Linked DNA regions of Homo sapiens: region 2 is linked to region 1. Evidence: read pairs that join two places in POLR2A ChIA-PET (ENCODE). Cell type or tissue: endothelial cell of umbilical vein. All regions are shown on one strand. Each heading gives the region's core, and the rest is flanking DNA. Links, peaks and the distances in the headings are about the cores only. Region 1 holds the start of SNORD11 (small nucleolar RNA, C/D box 11). Region 2 overlaps BMPR2 (bone morphogenetic protein receptor type 2).

Region 1 (5,382 bases), core at 180-5,179:
TTTTTTTTTTGAGACAGAGTCTCACCCTGTAGCCCAGGCTGGAGTGCAGTGGCACGTTCTCAGGCTCACTGCTACCTCTGCCTCCCAGGTCCCAGTTCAAGCGGTTCTCCTGCCTCAGCCTCCCGAGTAGCTGGGATTACAAGCACGTGCCACCATGCCCAGCTAATTTTTGTATTTTTCATAGAGACGGGGTTTCACCATGTTGGCCAGGATGGTCTTGAACTCCTGACCTCATGATCCACCTGCCTCGACCTCCCAAAGTGCTGGAATTACAGGTGTGAGTCACTGTGCCTGGGCTGCTTAGAATCTTTTAAAAATACAGTTACGCTGACTAAGATTTTCAGGCAGTGGACCAAGTAGTTTACATACATTATATAACGAAGTCCTCATTACAGCCATCTTATAGAAAACTGATGTTAGGATCATGAGGTCAAGAGATAGAGACCATACTGGCCAACATGGTGAAACCCTGTCTCTACTAAAAATACAAAAAATTAGCTGGGCGTGGTGGCGGGCCCCTGTAGTCCCAGCTACTCCAGAGGCTGAGGCAGGAGAATCACTTGAGCCCGGGAGGCGGAGATTGCTGTGAGCTGAGATTGCGCCACTGCGCTCCAGCCTGGGAAAAAAAAAAAAGAAAACTGATGTTAGGCATAGGTGATGTACCCAGTACCCAGGGTTGTGTAGCTGCTCTTTCATAATTGAGGGCTCCAGTGTTTTAGACAGGAATTTTTACTGTTTTTACTCATATGATATTTGTGACTTAACTTTATTCCTTATACTAGGTGATTGAAATCTCTGAATATCGAACCCAGCTCTATGAATATCTACAAAATCGAATGATGGCCATTGCACCCAATGTTACAGTCATGGTTGGGGAATTAGTTGGAGCACGGCTTATTGCTCATGCAGGTGATGGTTTTAATGTAATTTGTAAATATGAGTGTTTGAAGTATTTTCTGGTTAGGATTTTGTTTACATCTTTAAACTACAGCTGTTAAAGAAATTTTAGCTGATAACACAAAAGTAGATGATATGTGGGAGATCACTAAGGGCCAAGTGTTCAATGATGATTTCTATTTGTTTGCCTGATTTCCTTTTGGATAATGAAGGCATCTTTAGTCACTACCTCTTCTGAGACACTTGTGGTCCATTGTTAGAAGTTTGTTAGGGTTAATTAGAACAATCGGATGAATGCAGGAGGATAAAACAGTTAACATTTTCATAATAAAAACTCACTAGACCTAGATTTGAATACAGTTTTAAGAAATCACTGTAGAGAAAGAAAAAAAAAAGAAATCACTGTAGAGGATTTGTGCCCTTGATTGATTACCTTAGTTTCACTATTGAGTGTGAGGATGTAATATATTTGACTTTCAAAAATATTTTCAACAACTGATTTATAATAAAACTTTGTATATGTGTATGGCAGTATTATAAGGATGATATGCTATAATTAAAATGCTATGTAATTGAATACCTACAAATACAATGAAGTACTGATTCATCATTTTTATGTTACTTGGAGACATTGTTATAATTCATCAAAAAAGATTATATCATCTGCATCAGAGTGTTTAAAATGGCATAACTCCTTTTTTTTTGTTTGAGACAGAGTTTCACTCTGTTGCACTGGCTGGAGTGCAGTGGCTCACTGCAACCTCTGCCTCCCAGGTTCAAGCAATTCTCCTGCCTCAGGCTCCCAAGTTGCTGGGATTACAGGCATGTGCTGCCACCATGCCTGGCTAATTTTTATATTTTTAGTTGAGACAGGGTTTTTGCCATGTTGGCCAGGCTGGTCTCAAACTCCTGACCTCAGGTGATCTGCGCACCTCAGCCTCCCAAAGTGTTGGGATTACAGGCGTGAGCCACTGCGCCCGGCCTGGCGTAACTCCTTTAGCTGCATCATTAATCAAAGGTTTCATTCAAATGCCCTCAGCTATAAGATCAGATGATTTCATTGTCTCTACCCATTTTCATAGGTATAGCTAAACTTGTAGCAGTAAGCAATGGCAGGGGTTAATAGAAGTATGTATTTGTTGGCCAGGCGTGGTGGCTCACGCCTGTAATCCCAGCACTTTGAGAAGCTGAGGTGGGTGGGTCACCTGAGGTCAGGAGTTCGAGACCAGCCTGGCCAACATGGTAAATAAAACCCCATCTCTATTAACAACACAAAAATTACCCAACCTTGGTGGCATGAGCCTGTAATCCCAGCTACTCGGGATGCTGAGGCAGGAGAATTGCTTGAACCCGGGAGGTGGAGGTTGCAGTGAGCCAAGATTGTGACATTGCACACAGCAGTGGTGACATTGCTTGCCTGGGTGACAAGAGTGAAACTCCATCTCAAAAAAAAAAAAAAAAAAAGAACTATGTATTTGTTACACTTTTAAAACTATGTCTAGTGCTTAAGTTCATAGTATTAATAGAGTCTGTTTTCTGACAGGAAATATTCTATACAGCATATCCAACTAAGCAGCATGTTGATAACAATAGTCCCCAGCTATTTATGGAGATGTATTCTAAGCTCCCCCCTCCAAGAATGTTTGAAACAGAGGATAGTACTGAATCCTATACTGTATATGCTGTTTTTTCCTAAACATACATATCTATAATAAAGCTTAGCTTATAAATTAGGTACAGTAGGATATCAACAACAGTCATAATATAACAGTTATAACACTATGCCAGCAGGGCCGGGTGTGGTGGCTTACGCCTGTAATCCCAGCACTTTGGGAAGCTGAGGAGGGTGGATCACGAGGTCAGGAGTTCAAGATCAGCCTGGCCAAGATGGTGAAACCCCATCTCTACTAAAAATACAAAAAAAAATTAGCTGGGTGTAGTGGTGGGTGCCTGTAATCCCAGCTACTCGGAGGCTGAGGCAGAGAATTGCTTAAACCCGGGAGGCGGAGGATGCAGTGAGCCAAGATCGCGCCACTGCACTCCAGCCTGCGCAACAGAGCGAAACTCTATCTCAAAAAAAAAAAAAAATGCAAGCATAACTATTTTTGTGCATTGGTTACTTGAATATAAGCACTGCAGTACTGCACAACGGAGAGGGCTACGAAAGTGACTAATGGGTAGATAGAGATGATTCATGTCCTGGGGGGAGCTGAGTGGGATAGCAAGAGATTTAAAACTTAGGAACTATTTATTTCTGGAATTTCCTTTTTAATATTTTCAGACTGCAGTTAACCACAGGTAATTTACCACACAAAGTGAAAGCACAGGTAGGGGACTATTAATAGATACTTGTAGGAATATCTCTTCCTAATAAATGTGTTTATTTGTAGGCTTTTTCATATCTAAAGCAATAGAATATTTGATACAATCTCAGAAAGCAGGGACCAGATTAGTGTTCGTGTGTGTGACATTTATGTCACTCCTGTAGTATACTAATGGAATTTAGAATAGTACTGCCATCTCTCAGGTGAATAGAAACATTGAACTTAATAAGCTTAGCCTTCAGTTTGTCCTAGGCATTCATTGCAAACCTGCTTGTGCTAATGAAGGAATTACAAATGAAACATCAAGATTTTTAGGGAATTCTGGATTATAGAATTCTATATTATATGTGATTTTTATTTATTATGGTGGCTGTAATAATTCTATAGGTCTTTTGTTTCAGTACGTGGAACATTCATATATTTGGAGGTGCATTCTTTGTAACTTTTTTCTTTTGTAGGTTCTCTTTTAAATTTGGCCAAGCATGCAGCTTCTACCGTTCAGATTCTTGGAGCTGAAAAGGCACTTTTCAGAGCCCTCAAATCTAGACGGGATACCCCTAAGTATGGTCTCATTTATCATGCTTCACTCGTGGGCCAGACAAGTCCCAAACACAAAGGAAAGGTGTGTTATAGGGTTTTGCTTTGTTTTTGAGGTTAGACTTTTTCATTTTTTACAACCCATTTTTCTTCTACTCTGTAGTACACATTAAATCTTCTATTGTCTCTTTCTTGTTAAATAGGGAATGGTGAGTTATTTAAATAAAAAGTGCTTTGTGTACACTGAAGGATAAGGTTAGAAGAAACTGTTATTGGTTGGATTAAAGCCAGTTTCTTCCATTGTGTTAGTATTTTTTTCCCCCCTAGAATCTCCCTGTGGTTGGCACACTGAAAATACTATCTCTGGCAGCAAAAAAAAAATCTAACATTTACGAATCATAAAAAATAGCATATGCATTATGCTAAAACACTTTGAGAGAAGTCACTAAACTTTTTTTTTTTGAGATGGAGTCCCGCTCTGTCGCCAGGCTAGAGTGCAGTGGCTTGATCTCGGCTCACTGCAACCTCCAGCTCCCTGGTTCAAACGATTCTCCTGCCTCCCTGCCTCAGCCTTCTGAGTAGCTGGGATTACATGCACGTGCCACCACGCCCGGCTAATTTTTGTATTTTAAGTAAAGACCAGTTTCACCATGTTGGCCAGGCTGGTCTCAAACTCCTGACCTCCTGATCCACCCACCTCGGCTTCCCAGAGTGCTGGGATTACAGGTGTGAGCACCTGTGCCTGTCCTAAATCTTCAGTAGCCTTATGAGATGTAGGTATCTCTATCTTGCAGATGATGAAACTGAGGCTTAGACAAGTTAAGTACTTTCAATGTTTTTGAAAGATGTGTCGTTTAACAGATCTAAACTGAAAATTGATAAAATTTAGAGCAGAGTGGTGGAGGAAAATAAAGCGTTCAATAAAATAAAATGTTAATTAGATTGAAAAAGAACCCACGCTTTTTTTTGTTTGTTTGTTTGTTTGTTTGTTTGTTTTTTGAGATGGAGTCTCACTCTGTCGCCCAGACTGGAGTGCAGTGGTGCCATCCCGGCTCACTGCAAGCTCTGCCTCCCAGGTTCACGCCATTCTCCTGCCTCAGCCTCCAGTGTAGCTGGGACTACAGGCGCCCGGCACCACACCTGGCTAATTTTTTGTATTTTTAGTAGAGACAGGGTTTCACCGTGTTAGCCAGGATGGTCTCGATCTCCTGACCTCGTGATCCACTCGCCTCGGCCTCCCAAAGTGCTGGGATTACAGGCGTGAGCCACCGCGCTCGGCCAGAACCCGCACATATTTAAGATTGTTACGAGGAAAAAGATGCACTTCTTTTCAGTGACCTCATAGCACAGAACTAATGTCACTGAGTAGAAACTAAAGTTTAAAAATATTTTTTAAAAAAACCTAGTTTGAGCTAATATTTGACATGAATTGCTGTAAAATCTTTTCAGCCACAGAAGTGTTGGTGGTGATATATGGCCATTAGATTGTGGCAAAGGTTGAAATACGATGGATGATTTGAATTGTATGATTCATAATAGTTTTATAACTCCTGATTTTAAAACATCCAAGTTATTGAGGATTTTACATCTGAACATGGAATATAGTTCTTCATGTTTTTCTATT
Region 2 (5,382 bases), core at 197-5,196, 190 kb after region 1:
CCATATACAGTATGTTAAATAAGTTGTCTTTAAACAGAAAAACATAAAAGAAGGCTATGTATTTGGAATGGGTTGACAGAACGTTGTGACTTGAGGCTCTTTTTAAGTTAACAGGGCATGGTGGCATGTGCCCGTACTTCCAAAGTAGTCCCAACTGTTTGGAAGGCTGAGGTGGGAGGATCATTTGAGCCCAGGAGTTTAAGGCTACACTGAGCTATGATCACTCTACTGCACTCCAGGTGGGGCAACAAAGCAAGACCGCTCTAAGAAGGGCCAGGCATGGCAGCTCACACCTGTAATCCCAGCATTTTGAGAGCCTGAAGTTGGTGGATCACTTGAGCCCAGCAGTTTCAATAGTAACTTGGGCAACATAGCAAAACCCCGTCTCTACAAAAACAAAACGAAATGAAAGAACAAAAAGATTAGCCAGTTGTGGTGGTGCATGTTGTAGTCTCAGCTATTTGAGAGGCTGAGATGGGAGAATTACCTGAGCCCAGGAAGTCGAGGCTGCAGTGAGCCATGATTACACCACTGCACTCCAGCCTGGGTGACAGACCGAGACCCTGTCTCAAACCATAAATAAAAATAAAAAAGAAGAAAAAAATCAAAAGTGTATATATTGTGGTAGGCAGCTTCTGACATGGTTCCCAATGATCCCTGCCTCCTGGTATTCTCACCCTTGTGTAATCCTGTCCTTCTGAATGTGAGCTAGACTTAATAACTTGATTTTAACAAATTAGACAAAAGTGATGGTATATCACTTCTGTAATTAGGTTTTAAAAGACCATGACTGTTATTTTGCTGATGTGTTCTCTCTGGCTCTTCTTTTGTGCTTGCTCTGTTGAAGAGGGCCACTTGACAAAGAACTGAGGTCAGCTAACTTGCCAATACCCAGCAAGGAACTGAGGCCCATAGTCCAACAATTTGTGAACCCTGCCAACAGCTATTGAGTGAGCTCAGCGATAGATACTGTCTTAGTTGAGTCTTGAGATGACTATGGCACCAGCCTACACCCTGATTACAGTCTTGTAAAAGATCCTGGCAGAGCACTTATATAAACAGTATGTAGATTCCCATAGAAACTGTGAGATAATAAAATTTTTTTAATAAAAAAAAGTAGAGCAGTTTAGGTTGATAGCAAAATTGAGAGGAAAGAAGAGAATTCCCGTTATCTCCCCTCTGCTCCCACACATGCATAGCCTCCCCCATTATCAACATTCCCACCAGAGTGGCACATAATACAGTTAAGTATTTGTATTTACACATTAAAACCTCCAAACACATGCTTGAGATGGGGTGTGCAGTAATAAGCACTACTGTGTTTTAACCTTTGGCAGCTTTTATTCTTTCCTCCCAACTTTCAATTATTTTCTTTTCATTTCCAATTTTTTAACCTTTCTCTACTTGAAAATAGTGACCAGTTTCTTTTTGGTTATAGTCATCCTAATGTGTATGATGTAATATCTCATTATGGTTTTGGTTTTCATTTCCGTAATGAATAATGGTGATGAGCATCTTTTCCTGTGCTTCTTAAACATTGTATATTTTATTTGGTAAAATGTTAATTCAAACCCATTGCCCATATAAAAATTGTGCATATTTGTCTTTTTATTGTTGAGTTGTAAAAGTTCTTTTTACATAGTAGATACAAGTCTCATTCTTTGGCTTGTCATTTTACTTAGTTGGTGGTATTCTTTGAGGTACATAGTTTTGACATTTTTAATGAAGTCTAATTTATCTTTTTTTATTTTGTCACTCTGAAACCATTTTCTTTTTCTTTTTCTTTTTTTTCTTTTAAATGGAGCCTCACTCTGTCGCCCAGGCTGGAGTGCAGTGGTGCGATGTCAGCTCACTGCAACCTCCACCTCTTGGGTTCACGCTATTCTCCTGTCTCAGCCTCCCGAGTAGCTGGGATTACAGGTGTTTGCCACCATGCCTAGCATTTGTATTTTTAGTAGAGATGGGGTTTTGCCATGTTGGGCAGGCTGGTCTCAAACTCCTGACCTCAGGTGATCTGCCTGCCTCGGCCTCCCAAAGTCCTGGGAATACAGGTGTGAGCCACCACGCCCAACCTGAAACCATTTTCTAATACACAGTCACAAAGGTTTGCTGTTGTGTTTTTTTCTTGGGGTTTTATAGTTTTAGCTCTTACATTTAGGTCTGTGATCCATTTTGAGTTAATTTTTGTATATGGCATGAGGTAGGGAGTCCAACTTCATTCTTTTGTTTGATATCCAGTTTTCCAGTATCTTTTGTGGAAAATATTATTTTTCCCAATTGAAAAGTCTTGGTATCCTTGTCAAAAATCAATTGACAGGCCGGGCACGGTGGCTCATGCCTGTAATCCCAGCACTTTGGGAGGCCGAGGCGGGTGGATCATGAGGTCAGGAGATCAAGACCATCCTGGCTGACACGGTGAAACCCCATCTCTACTAAAAGATACAAAAAAATTAGCCAGGCGTGGTGGCATGTGCCTATAGTCCTAGCTACTCAGGAGGCTGAGGCAGGAGAATGGCATGAATCTGGGAGGTGGAGGTTGCAGTGAGCCGAGATCGTGCCACTGCACTCCAGCCTGGGCGACAGACCGAGACTCCGTCTAAAAAAAAAAAAAAAAAAAAAAAAAAATCAATTGACCGTAAGTGCAAAGGTGTATTTCTGAACTCTTAATTCTATTCCATTCATCAATATGTCAAGGATCCATTGATCCTTATGCCAGGACCACACTGTCTTGATAACTATTGCTTTGTAATTAGTTTTAAAATAGAGAAAGCTGAGTTCTCCAACTTTGTTCTTCTTTTTCTTTCTCTTCTCTTTTCTCTTCTCTTCTCTTCTCTTCTCTTGAGATGGAGTTTCACTCTTGTTGCCCACACTGGAGTCCAATGGTGTGATCTCAGCTCACTGCAACCTCCGCCTCCCAGGTTCAAGCAATTCTCCTGCCTCAGCCTCCCGAGTAGCTGGGATTACAGGCTTGCACTACCATGCCCAGCTAATTTTTGTATTTTTAGTAGAGACAGGGTTTCACCATGTTGGCCATGGCTGGTCTCGAACTCCTGACTCAGCTGATCCGCCTGCCTCAGCCTCCCAAAGTGCTGGGATTACAGGCGAGAGACACCGTGCCTGGCCTGTTTTTCTTTTTCAAGATTATTATGGCTGTTTTGGGTTCCTTGCATTTCCATATGAATTGTGATCAGTTTTCCATATCTGAAAAAAGACAACTGGGATTTTGATAGGCAGTTTGGGGAGTATTGCTATATTAACAATAGAAAGTCTCTTAATTCATGAACACGATATCTTTCCATTTATTTAGACCTTATTTCATTTATTTCAACAATGTTTTATAGTTTACTCAGTGTACAAGCCTTACAGTTCTTTTGTTAAATTTATTCCTAATTATTTTTCAGAGCAGTGTTTTCTGTCTTAGTCAAGACAGCTGCATGTAGTGTATGTACGTTACAATAAATTATTTTGTAAAAATTTTAGCTGTGGTAAAATACACAAAATGTGAAATTTATCGTCTTACCATTTTTAAGTGTACAGTTCAGTATAGTTCCTATTGTCGTACGACCAATCTCCAGAACTCTTCACCTTCAAGTACTGAAACTCTATACCCATTAAATAACAACTCACTATTACCCCTTCTTCTCAGGCCCTCCAGCCACCCTCTACTTTCTGTCTCTATGAATTTGACTACTCTAAGTATATCATATAAGTAGAATCATATCATATTTGTCTTTTTGCAACTAGCTCATTTCACTTAGCATAGTGTCATGAAGGTTCATCCATCTTGTAGCATGTGTTAGAATTTTTTTGAAGGCTGAATAATATTCCATTTTACGTAAATACTACATTTATTCATCCATTCATCCATCGTGGACACTTGAGTTACTTCTACCTCTTGGCTATTATGAATAAAGCTCCAATGAATGTAGGTATACAAATATCTCTTTGAGACCCTGCTTTCAATTCTTTTGGATGTATACCAAGAAATAGAATTGCAGAATCATGTGATAAAAATGCTATTTTTAATTTTTTTTAAGAGACAGGGTCTTGCTTTGTTGCCTAGACTGGAGTGCAGTGGCACGATCATAGCTCACTGTAACCTTGAACTCCTGGGCTCAAATGATCCTCCTGCCTCAGCCTCCCGGGTAGCTAGGATTACAGGCACATGACCCCATGCCTGTCTAATTTTTTTTTTTTTTTTGAGACGGAGTCTCACTGTGTCGCCCAGGCTGGAGTACAGTGGCACGATCTCGGCTCACTGCAACCTCCGCCTCCCAGGTTCAAGCGATTCTCCTGCCTCAGCCTACTGAGTAGCTAGGATTACAGGCACCCGCCACTATGTCCAGCTAATTTTTTTGTATTTTTAGTAGAGACAGGGTATCACCATGTTAGCCAGGCTGGTTGCAAACTCCTGACCTTGTGATTCACCTGCCTCGGCCTCTCAAAGTGCTGGGATTACAGGCATGAGCCACCACACCCGGCTGCTACCTGGCTAATTTTTAAATTTTATTTTAGAGATAGGATCTTACTATGTTGTCAGGCTGGTCGTGAACATTCAGCTTCAAGTAATCCTCCCACCTCAGCCTCCCAAAGTGCGGCGTGAACCACTACGCCTGGCCTAGTTTTAATTTTTTGAGAACCTACAAGGGTTCCAGTTTCTTCACCTTCTTGCCGTCACTTGTTATTTTTTTTAAATAGTCGCTGTCCTAATGGGTGTGAGGTGGAATGTCATTGTGGTTTTGTTTTATATTTCCCTAATGATTGGAGATATTGAGCATCTTTTTATGTGCTTGTTGGCCATTTGGAAAAATACCTATTCAGGTCCTTTGCCCATTTTTTAATTGGGTCATTTGTTTTATGTTGTTAAGTTGTAGGAGTTCTTTATATATTTTGGATATTAACCACTTATCAGATATATGATTTGCAAATATTTTCTCCCATAGCTTGCCGTTTCACTCTTTTGATTGTATCCATAATGTGCAAGTTTTTATTTTTGTTTTTGTTTGTTGGTTGGTTTTTGTTTTTTTGTTTTTGTTTTTTTTTTGAGATGGAGTCTCACTCTGTTGCCCAGGCTGGAGTGCAATGGTGTCATCTCAGCTCACTGCAATCTCCGCCCCCCACCCCGCCTACCCGCCCAGGTTCAAGCCATTCTCCTGCCTCAGCCTCCCAAGTAGCTGGGATTACAGGTGTGTGCTACCACATCTGGCTAATTTTTGTATTTTTGGTAGCGATGGGGTTTTGCCATGTTGGCTAGGCTGGTATGGAACTCCCTGACCTCAGTGATCCGCCCACCTAGGCCTCCCAAAGTGCTGGGATCTATTATAGGCATGAGCCACCACGCCCAGCCCAAAGTTTTTACTTTGGATGTAGTTCAATTTATCT

Evidence for each region. ChIA-PET counts read pairs that join two places held together with the same protein. Peaks named below come from ENCODE experiments on the same cell type or tissue, not always from the same donor. Only the 100,000 strongest peaks of a DNase experiment are listed, where the experiment ranks them.
Region 2: POLR2A ChIA-PET joins it to region 1 with 7 read pairs; 4 of 35 experiments call an interaction of 5 or more read pairs at or near these places.

What each region holds. Positions count from the first base shown.
Region 1 is chr2:202,291,995-202,297,376 of GRCh38, forward strand. It overlaps NOP58 (NOP58 ribonucleoprotein), which reads left to right. Exons shown (of 15, transcript NM_015934.5): 9 at 783-909; 10 at 3,680-3,843. It overlaps SNORD11 (small nucleolar RNA, C/D box 11), which reads left to right and starts at 1,057; the gene lies at 1,057-1,140. In endothelial cell of umbilical vein, for the core only: no CTCF peak of the experiment used is centred there; a DNase peak (open chromatin) is centred at 3,057; H3K27ac peaks cover 1,318 bases.
Region 2 is chr2:202,478,356-202,483,737 of GRCh38, forward strand. All of the region lies in intron 3 of BMPR2 (bone morphogenetic protein receptor type 2), which reads left to right. Among named protein-coding and RNA genes, the nearest start is that of BMPR2, 100 kb to the left of the region's middle. In endothelial cell of umbilical vein, for the core only: no CTCF peak of the experiment used is centred there; no DNase peak of the experiment used is centred there.